2 separate regions of the Homo sapiens genome follow, and region 2 is linked to region 1. A link is a loop called in an ENCODE intact Hi-C map of the cell type or tissue named here. Cell type or tissue: natural killer cell. All regions are shown on one strand. Each heading gives the region's core, and the rest is flanking DNA. Links, peaks and the distances in the headings are about the cores only. Region 1 has its middle 31 kb from the start of KCMF1. Region 2 overlaps KCMF1 (potassium channel modulatory factor 1).

Region 1 (5,379 bases), core at 321-5,320:
TCTCACATGTAACTGAAAGCCTCACTTTAGGCATGACTGGATCTAGGGATGTAAATGTGGCAAGGCCCTTGATTTCACTCCCTGATGATTCAGTCTCACTTCCTATCTCTCAGCTCTATTCTTGGGGGGGTTCTCTGTGTGGTGGCAAAAAATGGTGATAGTAGGCCAGGTGCAGTGGCTCACGCCTGTAATCCCAGCACTTTAGGAGGCCGAGGCAGGCTGATCACTTGAGGTCAGCAGTTCAAGACCAGTCTGGCCAACGTGGTAAAGCCCCATCTCCTACTAAAAATACAAAAATTAGCCGGGCGTGGTGGTGGACGCCTGTAATCCCAGCTACTCAGGAGGCTGAGGCACCAGAATCGCTTGAGCCCGGGAGGCAGAGGTTGGTGAGCTGAGATCACACCACTGCATTCCAGCCTGGGCAACAGAGCGAGACTCCATCTAAAAAAAAAATGGTAATAGTAGTTCCAACTCATTCCTTTCCAGATCAAGTCAAGCCAAAAAGGGCAAGCCTTTTATCCACAGGTGCCTGCAGCAGTGCTGAGAGTCACTCTGATGGGGCCAGTAGGGTCATTTGCTGGCCCCTGAATGGATCTCTGAGGTCAGGAACCTGCAGCAGGGTCTTGTGCTGGAGAAAGAGGGGTGGGGAACAAGCAACAAGTATTCACTTTAAGGGGCAATGCTCTGAAATCCCTCCCCTATGCAGATGGAGCTCAGACCACCAGTCCAGTGCCTGGCACATTGTAGCCCTCAAGAAATACTTCTACTTCTAAAAAGATGGCACCACAGAGCCATGACTAGGATTCTGAGACAGAAGCTATGTCCTGGCCTTGTGGCCAGTGTGGGCCCAGTGAGCGGAAGATACCTGCTGGCTGAGTCAGGATACTCTACACGCTTACAGGGCACTGACCCTTTTTGTTTTAGATGTTTAATTACTAGTCTGTCTAGGGAAATACAGGTGAGAAGACAAAAATCCCACACATGGGGAAGTTGCAGAGTCATGAAATCTCTTAAGGTGATTATAGCCTTAGTCCTTACAGTATATAGTTTCCAGTTGTTTTCCTGAGATTGAACCTAGAAGCCCAATTTATCATTTTTTTTTTCCTTGAGACGGAGTCTCAATCTGTGGCCCAGGCTGGAGTGCAGTGGCATGATCTCAGCTCACTGCAACCTCCGCCTCCCGGGTTCCAGAGATTGTCCTGTCTCAGCCTCCCAAGTAGCTAGGATTACAGGCACGCACCACCACACCTGGCTAATTTTTGTATTTTTAGTAAAGACAGGATTTTGCCATGTTGGCCAGGCTGGTCTTGAACTCCTGACTTCAGATGATTGTCTCAACTTGGCCTCCCAAAGTGCTAGGATTACTGGCGTGAGCCACCACACCTGGCCCAATTTATTAATTTTTTTCACTCATCTAATAAAACCCTTGTTGATCATCTAAGAGCTCTGGGCCAGACACTACAGGTGTAAAGGTGAATAAAGGCCTAATCTTTTGTTTTTGTTTTTGTTTTTCTTGAGACATGGTCTCCCTCTGTCACCCAGGCTGGAGTGCAGTGGTACGATCTTGGCTCACTGCAACCCCAGCCTCCTGGGCTCAAGTGATCCTCCTGCCTCAGCCTTCCGAGTAGCTGGCACTACAGGTGTGAGCCACCACACCTGACTAATTTTTATATTTTTTGTGGAGATGGGGTTTTGCCATGTTGCCCAGGCTGGTCTCCAACTCCTGAGCCCAAGCAATCCACCCACCTCGGCTTTCTAAAGTGCTGGGATTACAGCGTGAGCCACCACACTGGCCAATAAAGCCAAATCTTAGCTCCTAAGAAGTTCACAGCCAGAGTGGGGAGAGTGACTAAACAAATGACCATGGTGAATTTCATAACTTCAGATGAGAAAGGTATAAAGGAAGAGCTTTGGAAGGAGAGAGCTGCCCCCTCCTCCAGGGGCTCACTCACCTGTGGGCTCTGTAGAAGCCCTCTGAAAAGCAGTTTCTCAGCACAGTGAGCTCGAAGTCGTCTCCATTCACACCTGGAGCACCGCCCTGTATTGCAAATGGGAGGGTAAAGTTGGTGTAAATTTTATGGAGGGCAATTTGGCAATAACTAACAAAATTTTGCCACCATTTTCTCTTCTAGGACTGCTTCTTTCCTTGCATGTGTATGAAATTACATTTGTATAAGGTGTTGCATGGCAGCACTGTTGGTAATAACTAAGACTGGAAGTAACCTCTGTGCTCAACATAAATAACAATGATGGTGCAACTGCATAAAGAAATACTATGCAACTATAAAAAAAAGAGGAACCTCTTTAGGTACTGATCTGGATCATTCCAAGATATCCTGATATATGAAAAAGCATGTATCTGAACCCTGTTATATTAATAATATGCTGCCTTTTGTAGGAAAAAAAGGAAAAAAGTATATATATGCATACACACTCATATAATTTGTATATGTATAAACTAGCTCTGGAAGGAAACAAAAGAAACCAGTAGATCCTCTGGGGAAGGGAACTGGGTGTCCCAGAGTGGGAAACTCCACTGTGTATTCTTTTTACCATTGGAATTTTGAACTTATTATGTTTTGTTTATTTATTTACTTATTTATTATTTTTTTGAGACGGAGTCTCGCTCTGTTGCCTAGGCTGGAGTGCAGTGGTGCCATCTCGGCTCACTGCAAGCTCCGCCTCCTGGGTTCAAGTGATTCTTATGCCTCAGCCTCCCAAGTAGCTGGGATTATAGGTGCCTGGCTAATTTTTCTATTTTTAGTAGAGACGGGGTTTCGCCATGTTGCACAGGCTGGGATTTCAGGTATGCGCCACCACACCCTGCTAATTTTTGTATTCTTAGTAGAGACAGGGTTTCACCATGTTGGCCAGGCTGGTCTCAAACTCCTAACTTCAAGTGATCCGCCCACCTAGGCCTCCCAAAGTGCTGAGATTACAGGAGCAAGCCACTGTGCCTGGCCTGATTTTTTAAAGAGCTCCCTCCCCCAGTCTCCCTAGCTGAGATTGGGGGGTGAGGGCAATTTGCATCTCAGGGAAGGTATGCTGGTCTCATTTCATCTCAATGATCCTTTATCTCCTCCACCAGAAAGCCCATCTTTGGTCATTTCTTTCTTCACATTGACTTGGCATAAACTTTTAACGTTATCAACAACTGCTTAGCCTAATATTAGCTTTCATTTCCCTTCTCCTTCCCACAGAAGGCTTTGTGCTTTCACGAACTCCCGGTTTGGTCAGGCTAAGGTTCTGGATTTCAGTCTTGGCTCTAGCGGCCGGCAGCTGTGTGGACACTCTACCATCTCAGTCTTTATTGCTTGACAATTGTAGCTGCTTTCAGCAAAGTTTGTTAAGCTCAGGGGCTGTTCCAATTGTCAGTTCTTCCTCCTCTGGTGGGGAAAGTCCCCTTTAAAGCCACGTGCTTAAAACTGAAACCTGCAGGCCATCACAAAGGCGGGGTCTCCACACCCATCTCAGCTCCACCAACTGCAGGCTCCCAAGTACCTCTTACACCCTTGCTGATGACCGCCCTTGGAGGAAGTTCAAGGCCAAGGTGGCTTGAGAAACCCAGCTCTTGGCAGTTTCTAAATCTAGATTAATTTTCCCTCCAGAGAGGAAATTTTGTTGGTTGCAACCTGGTTGCTGCCATGTGACCAGGCTTGGCCAGTCCAGATCTTCCCCCAGGTAGAAGGATCTGGATAGACTGACGGCAGACAAATAGAGACTGTTCTCAGCAGCCACGGCAGTAGACTGCAGACTGCAGCCTTAAGTAACCACCCCCCACCCCTACCCTCATCCCCTTCACTTTCACCACTACCCTTTCACATCACCACCATCATAATCACTACCCCTGCCGTCACACCAAGGTCACCTTACAACTCCATTTGTCTAGCAGAGACTTCACTGAAAGATTGGGGTAATAACTAAATAACTGCAGAGGATGAACATGGTCATGTATCTGTGTAGCTAAAGGAACAGTCCCAGTGCATCCCATGGATCTGAGGGAGGCCTAAGGAGCTCTACCAGGAACATCCCTTCCCTGCAGACCTGCTGGTGGGTCCGCAGCTCAGCAAACTAGAAAACTGTGGACACGGCTGGGTGAGGTGGCTCATGCCTGTAATCCCAGCACTTTGGGAGGCCGAGGTGGGCGGATCACCTGAGGTCAGGAGTTTGAGACCAGCCTGGCTAACACGGTGAAACCCCCATCTCTACTAAAAATGCAAAAATTAGCTGGGCATGGTGGCGGGCATCCCTACTCAGTAGGCTGAGGCAAAAGAATTGCTTGAACCCGGGAGGAGGAGGTTACAGTGAGCCGAGATTGTGCCATTGCACTCCAGCCTGGGCAACAAGAGTGAAACTCCGTCTCAAAAAAAAAAAAAAAAAAAGAAAAAAATAACTGTGTAGACTCTGACACTGTGGCATAAATATAAATGTACCCTAACATGCATGGGAACTTGTTTCTAACTTAGCATGTAGCGTGATGAAATGAAAAATAAGGTCTGTTATACCACATAAGGGTTCAGTTAAAGTCTTACCTCAGGATGTTTCTCCTCTGGTTTCACTTTTTAAATGAGTAATAAATCACACGTGTCATCTTTATAAGAAACTCCAGGATAGAGTTTTATTATTTTTTTTCTGGTCTTATATAAAAAAGAGTTGTACTTCTTTAGATTCAGGAGTGTGCCTTTTTTTTTTTTTCTTTGAGACAGGGTCTCATTCTGTCTCCCAGGCTGGAGTGCAGTGGTGTGACCACAGCTCATGAGGCATCCTCCCACTTCAGCCTCCTGAGTAGCTGACCACAGGCGTGTGCCACCACACCCTGCTAATTTTTAAAATTTTTTGTAGAGGTGGGGTCTTACTATGTTGCCCAAGCTGGTCTTGAACTCTTGGACTCTCACATGGACCTCCCAAAGTGCTGGGATTACAGGTGTGAGTCACCATGCCCGGCCAAGAGTTTGCCTTTATCACATAGTTATTGTAAACTGCATAACTAATCAGATTTCCCTTTTCACACAGGCTGCTAGGAAACTTTGAGTCAAATATACGGCCCAGCTCTGGCAAGCATTGAATTCTTTAAGCTCTGAATTTTTTTTTTCTTTTTTTCTTTTTTCTTTTTGAGATGGAGTTTCACTCTTGTTGCCCAGGCTGGAGTGCAATGGTGCGATCTCGGCTCACTGCAACCTCTGCCTCCCGGGTTCAAGTGATTTTCCTCCCTCAGCCTCCCAAGTAGCTGGGATTACAGGGGCCCACCACCACGCCCAGCTAATTTTTTGTATTTTTAGTAGAGATGGGGTTACACTATGTTGCCCAGGCTGTTCTCGAACTCCTGACTTCAGGCGATCTACCGGCCTCAGCCTCCCAAAATGCTGGGATTACAGGTGT
Region 2 (5,379 bases), core at 179-5,178, 64 kb before region 1:
GCAGAGAAAGGGAAGAGGATTATCAAAACAAAGATCCAGTTAGTGGATATGGACATGTGGATGAGATGTTCTATTTCTTTTTTTTTTTTTTTTTTTTTGAGACTGAGTTTTGCTCTTGTTGCCCAGGCTGGAGTGCAGTGGTGCGATCTCGACTCACTGCAACCTCTGGCTCCCGGGTCCAAGCGATTCTCCTGCCTCAGCCTTCCTGAGTGGCTGGGATTACAGGCATGTGCCTGGCTAATTTTGTATTTTTAGTGGAGATGGGGTTTCTCCATGTTGGTCAGCCTGGTCTCAAACTCCCGACCTCAGATGATCCACCTGCCTTGGCCTCCGTAAGTGCTGGGATTACAGGCATGAGCACCGCGCCTGGCCGAGATGTTCTATTTCTTAATATGAGTAGTGGATGTGTGGACGTTGGTTTTATTCTCTTTTTACTAGATACATACTTTTGTACACTCTTCTAAATGTTATGACACATTTCACACACATACATAAAAATTCCATTCTCAAAGAAAAGAACTGGCTGGCCATATGTCTTTAAAATGGCAAATATTATTTAGATTTTTTTTAAAAAGACATAAACTTCTTAAAAGAAAATGAGGGCCGGGCGCGGTGGCTCACGCCTGTAATCCCAGCACTTTGGGAGACCAAGGTGGTGGATCACAAGGTCAGAAGATCGAGATCATCCTGCCTAATACGGTGAAACCCTGTCTCTACTAAAAATACAAAAAATTAGCCGGGCATGGTGGCGGGCGCCTGTAGTCCCAGCTACTCGGGAGGCTGAGGCAGGAGAATGGCGTGAACCTGAGAGGCAGAGCTTGCAGTGAGCCGAGATGGCGCCACTGCACTCCAGCCTGGGTGAGAGTGCGAGACTCCATCTCAAAAAAAAAAAAAAAAAAAAAAAGAAAATGAGAATATTTAGTGGGTAAGGCCTTTCTAAGCAATATAAGGAAAGTGAAACTATAAATAGGGGAGGGTGGAGCACACTGTAAATTTGATCATAAATAAGTATAACACTTTAATATTGGCAAAAGGTTCCATAAACAAACTCAAATGACAACAAGTAGGGAGAAATATCGGTAACAAATATAACAATGGGCTCCTAAACATTAAGAAAAAGACCAGTAGGAGGGGAAAAAAAATAGAAAAATAGGAACTGATATGTGACCAGGCATTACTGAAGAGGAAGTATGTCATTCAAATACATGCTTGGTAAATAAAAGAAGTATGCTTAGTTAACAATAATTTATTGTATATTTTCAAATAGCTGGAAGAGAGGATTTTGAATGCTCTTAACACAAATGAGTGATAAATGTTTGAGGTGATAGATAAGCTAATTACCCAGATCTGGTCATTACACACTATATGTATTTACTGAAATATCACTATGGGCTGGGTGTGGTGGCTTATGCCTATAATCCCAGCATTTTGTGAGGCCAAGATGGGAAGACCATTTAAGGCCAGGGTTTGAGAACATCCTGGGAAACATAGTGAGACCTCATCTCTAGTTTATTAAAAAATAAAAATAAAAAAATAAAAAAGCAAAGTATCACCATGTACCCTAGAAATATGTATAATTATCACGTGTCAATTAAAAATAAAAAAAGTTAGGCCAGGCACAGTGGCTCATGCCTGTAATCCCAGCACTTTGGGAGGCCGAGGCAGGTGGATCATCTGAGGTCAGGAGTTCGAGACCATCCTGGCTAACACGGTGAAACCCTGTCTCTACTAAAAATACAAAAAATTAGTTGGGTGTGGTGGTGGGCGCCTGTAGTCCCAGCTACTCAGGAGGCTGAGGGAGGAGAATGGCATGACCCCAATAGGCGGAGCTTGCAGTGAGCTGAGATCGTGCCACTGCACTCCAGCCTGGGAGACAGTGTGAGACTCTGTCTCAAAAAAAAAATAAATAAATAAATAAAAAAGCAAAATATCACCATGTACGTACCCTAGAAATACGTATAATTATGATGTGTCAATTAAAAATAAAAATTTAGGCCAGGCACGGCGGCTCATGCCTGTAATGCCAGCACTTTGGGAGGCTGAGGCGGGTGGATCTTGTGAGGTCAGGAGTTCAAGACCAGCCTGGCCAACGTGGTGAAACCCTGTCTCTACTAAAAATACAGAAATTAGCTGGGCACGGTGGCAGGTGCCCGTAATCCCAGCTACTTGGGAGGCTGAGGCAGAAGAATCACTTGAACCTGGGAGGCGGAGGCTGGAGTGAGCTGAATCCCAGCTACTTGAGAGGCTGAGGCAGGAGAATCACTTGAATCCGGGAGGCGGAGGTTGCAGTGAGCTGAAATTGTGCCACTGCACTCCAGCCTGGGCGACAAGAGTGAAACTCCATCTCAAAAATAAATAAATAAATAAATAAATAGGCCTACAGTCCTCCAAAATTTTCAGTGTCATTCATAAAAAGGCCTAGTTCAAGCAAGACTCATGAAAATCTCAAGATAGAAGACTGAGGCATGACCGGTAATATAAAGGGTAAGCAAACAATCCTACGAATCACAACTGGCTTCATTCTCAGTTAAGACAGACCCTGTGCCCACCTGCCCCCCTCCAAAAAATTCAGTTGTTCTCACACTCTGCAAGAGTTCTAGCTTAGGCACCACCCACAGGTCAGAATATACTGCAGTCCTCCCAACCCAAAGTTTTGCTTTCTCTTTTTTTTTATTATTATTTTTTTTTGAGATGGAGTCTTGCTCTGTCGCCCAGGCTGGAGTGCAGTGGCGCGATCTCGGCTCACTGCAAACTCCACCTCCTGGGTTCACGCCATTCTCCTGCCTCAGCCTCCAGAGTAGCTGGGACTACAAGGTGCCCGCCACCATGCCTGCCTAATTTTTTGTACTTTTAGTAGAGGCAGGTTTTCACCATGTTAGCCAGGATAGTCTCAATCTCCTGACATCGTGATCTGCCCGCCTTGGCCTCCCAAAGTGCTGGGATTACAGGTGTGAGCCACCACGCCCCGCCCCAAAGTTTTGCTTTCTGAGGTTTCAGTTATCCGTGGTCAACAGTGGTCTGAAAATATTAAATGGAAAATTCCAGAGACAAACAATTCATAAGTTTTAAACTACCTACTGTTTTGAATAGTGTGATGACATCATGCACTGTCCCACTCGGAGGTGAATCATCCCTTTGCTTGGCGTATCTGTGCTGTATACCTGCCCACTAGTCACTTAGCAGCTGGTTATCAGATGAATAACAGGATACATAGGGTTCAGTACTATCCACAGGTTCAGGCATCCACTGGGTGGTCTTGGAAAAATGTCCCCCCTCAGATAAAGGGTGACTACTGTAAGGCAGAACCAGGGCCTTTACCCTATGCTAACCCTTTTTAGCTTCCTCACACAATTACATGCTTGCTACATCTTCTTTCATTTGCCCAGTTATCTTGGGCCTGTAAGGTCCTGTACTTGACCCTATTTTATATATGTTTTTATTAGTGACTTAGAAAATGACAGTAGGCCAGGTGTGGTAGCTCACGCCTGTAATCCTAGGCAGGAGGATTCCTAGAGCCCAGGAGTTTGAGATCCACCTGGGTAACATCGGGAGACCCGGTTTCTATTTAAAACAAACAAACAAAAAATTAAAAATAAAAAAAATAAAATGACAGCAAACATTTATAAGCTTGTGCATAAAACAAACAGTTAAAATACTAGATGACAGAACAGAGATTGAAGCGAGGCAAACGGGTATGTAAAACAAGACTTATTTTTTTTTTTGAGACGGAGTCTCACTCTGTCGCCCAGGCTGGAGTGCACTGGCACGATCTTGGCTCACTGCAAGCTATGCCTCCAGGGTTTGCACCATTCTCCTGCCTCAGCCTCCCGAGTAGCTAGGACTACAGGTGCCCGCCACCACGCCTGGCTAATTTTTTTTTTCTTTTTTTTAGTAGAGACGGGGTTTCACCGTGTTAGCCAGAATGGTCTCAATCTCCTGACCTCGTTATCTGCCCGCCTTGGCCTCCCAAAGTGCTGGGATTACAGGCGTGAGCCACCGCGCCCGGCCAACAAGATGAATTTTAAAAGGACTTCGTACAAAGTTTTGCCTTTGGATAAAACAATTCATGTGATAAGAAATCCTGGATTAATTAACTAAGCAAAACCTTAGCGTCAATATTAGCCCAAGATGAGATGCAGTTGCTAAAAATGCCAGCAAATAAACAAGCAAGCTTAGATTGCATTAATAACCATACAAGATTCATAACTGTGATATATCTACAACATTTTACTCTGCCAGACCATATGTGAAGAACTACATTCAGTTCTGTGTGTCTTGTTTTAAAATGGGAAACAAGTACAGTAGTATATATAGTTATATAGTTAGTATATATAGTATATAGACAGAATGGCAAAGTATCTAGAAACTACACCAAGAGAAATTACTAAAGGACAAAATGGGCTGTTCAGCAAAAGAGCTGGGAACAGGCAACACTGAGGGGATGCCACAGCTCCATACAGAGCTATCACAAAGAGGCAGTACACTCAGTTCTCTGTAGCTACTAAGGTCAAAACCAGGAGACACTAAATGCAACCTGGTATCCTGGATCCCACACAGAAAAGGGATATTAGTGAAAAAAAAAAAACACAGTTAAGACCTCAATAAAGTCAGGAGCTTTATTAGTAATAATGTACTAGTGTTGGTTTCTTAGTTTTGCCAAATGTACCAATGTAATGCAAACTATTAACATTAGGAAAAACCAGGTAAGGAATATATGGGAAGTCTCTATACTACCTTTGCAACTTTTCTGTAAATCAAAAATTATCCCAAAATAAAAGTTTATTTTTAAAAAGTAAGCTAACAAGGAGGCAGGTGGTTCAAAGGATGATTCTCTGATGGTACAGTGAATGCTCTGTCAATGCATGCGTTATGGTCAAAGATTAAAAGACAAACTGAAATGCTTTTGAAAGGGTTTCTGCATATTTCATAGGACACTGGTACCATCTAAACTGGAGGTTAAATGAATTTAGTAGGGCCATTAATATTTATACTGGAGACTGAAAACCAGAATGTAAAGAACAAAGCTAACTGAAGTAGATCCATCACTACTAGGAAAGTAACAATTTTGTATTTGCAATAATGTTATTAATATAATCAATTCTTCTACCTGTTTTGAGGAGGATGCCAAAGCCTACCATGGTTAGGTCAATGAAGGACTGCATATATGATGGTGGTCCCACAAGTTTATTTTTACTGATACCTTTTTTATGTTTAGGTATGTTTAGAACCACAAATAGCATTGTGTTATAACTGCCTACAGTATTGAGTACAGCAACATATTATGCAGGTTTCTAGCTTAGATAAACAACAAGCTATCCATATAGCCTAGGTGTACAGTAGGGGTTTGTGTTAGTACACTATGATATTCACACGATTATG

The links. Hi-C counts contacts between places; a loop is a spot of excess contacts. Peaks named below come from ENCODE experiments on the same cell type or tissue, not always from the same donor. Only the 100,000 strongest peaks of a DNase experiment are listed, where the experiment ranks them.
Region 2: a loop joins it to region 1, with 6 times the contacts of the local background. A loop is called at or near these places in 47 of 110 quality-filtered maps.

The regions. Positions count from the first base shown.
Region 1 is chr2:84,937,873-84,943,251 of GRCh38, reverse strand. No RefSeq gene overlaps it. Among named protein-coding and RNA genes, the nearest start is that of KCMF1, 31 kb to the left of the region's middle. RefSeq lists an enhancer at 3,234-3,743. In natural killer cell, for the core only: no CTCF peak of the experiment used is centred there; DNase peaks (open chromatin) are centred at 3,431, 4,511 and 4,871; H3K4me3 peaks cover 1,045 bases; H3K27ac peaks cover 2,162 bases.
Region 2 is chr2:85,001,821-85,007,199 of GRCh38, reverse strand. The region is part of intron 1 of KCMF1 (potassium channel modulatory factor 1); the gene reads right to left. Among named protein-coding and RNA genes, the nearest start is that of KCMF1, 33 kb to the right of the region's middle. In natural killer cell, for the core only: no CTCF peak of the experiment used is centred there; no DNase peak of the experiment used is centred there; H3K27ac peaks cover 424 bases.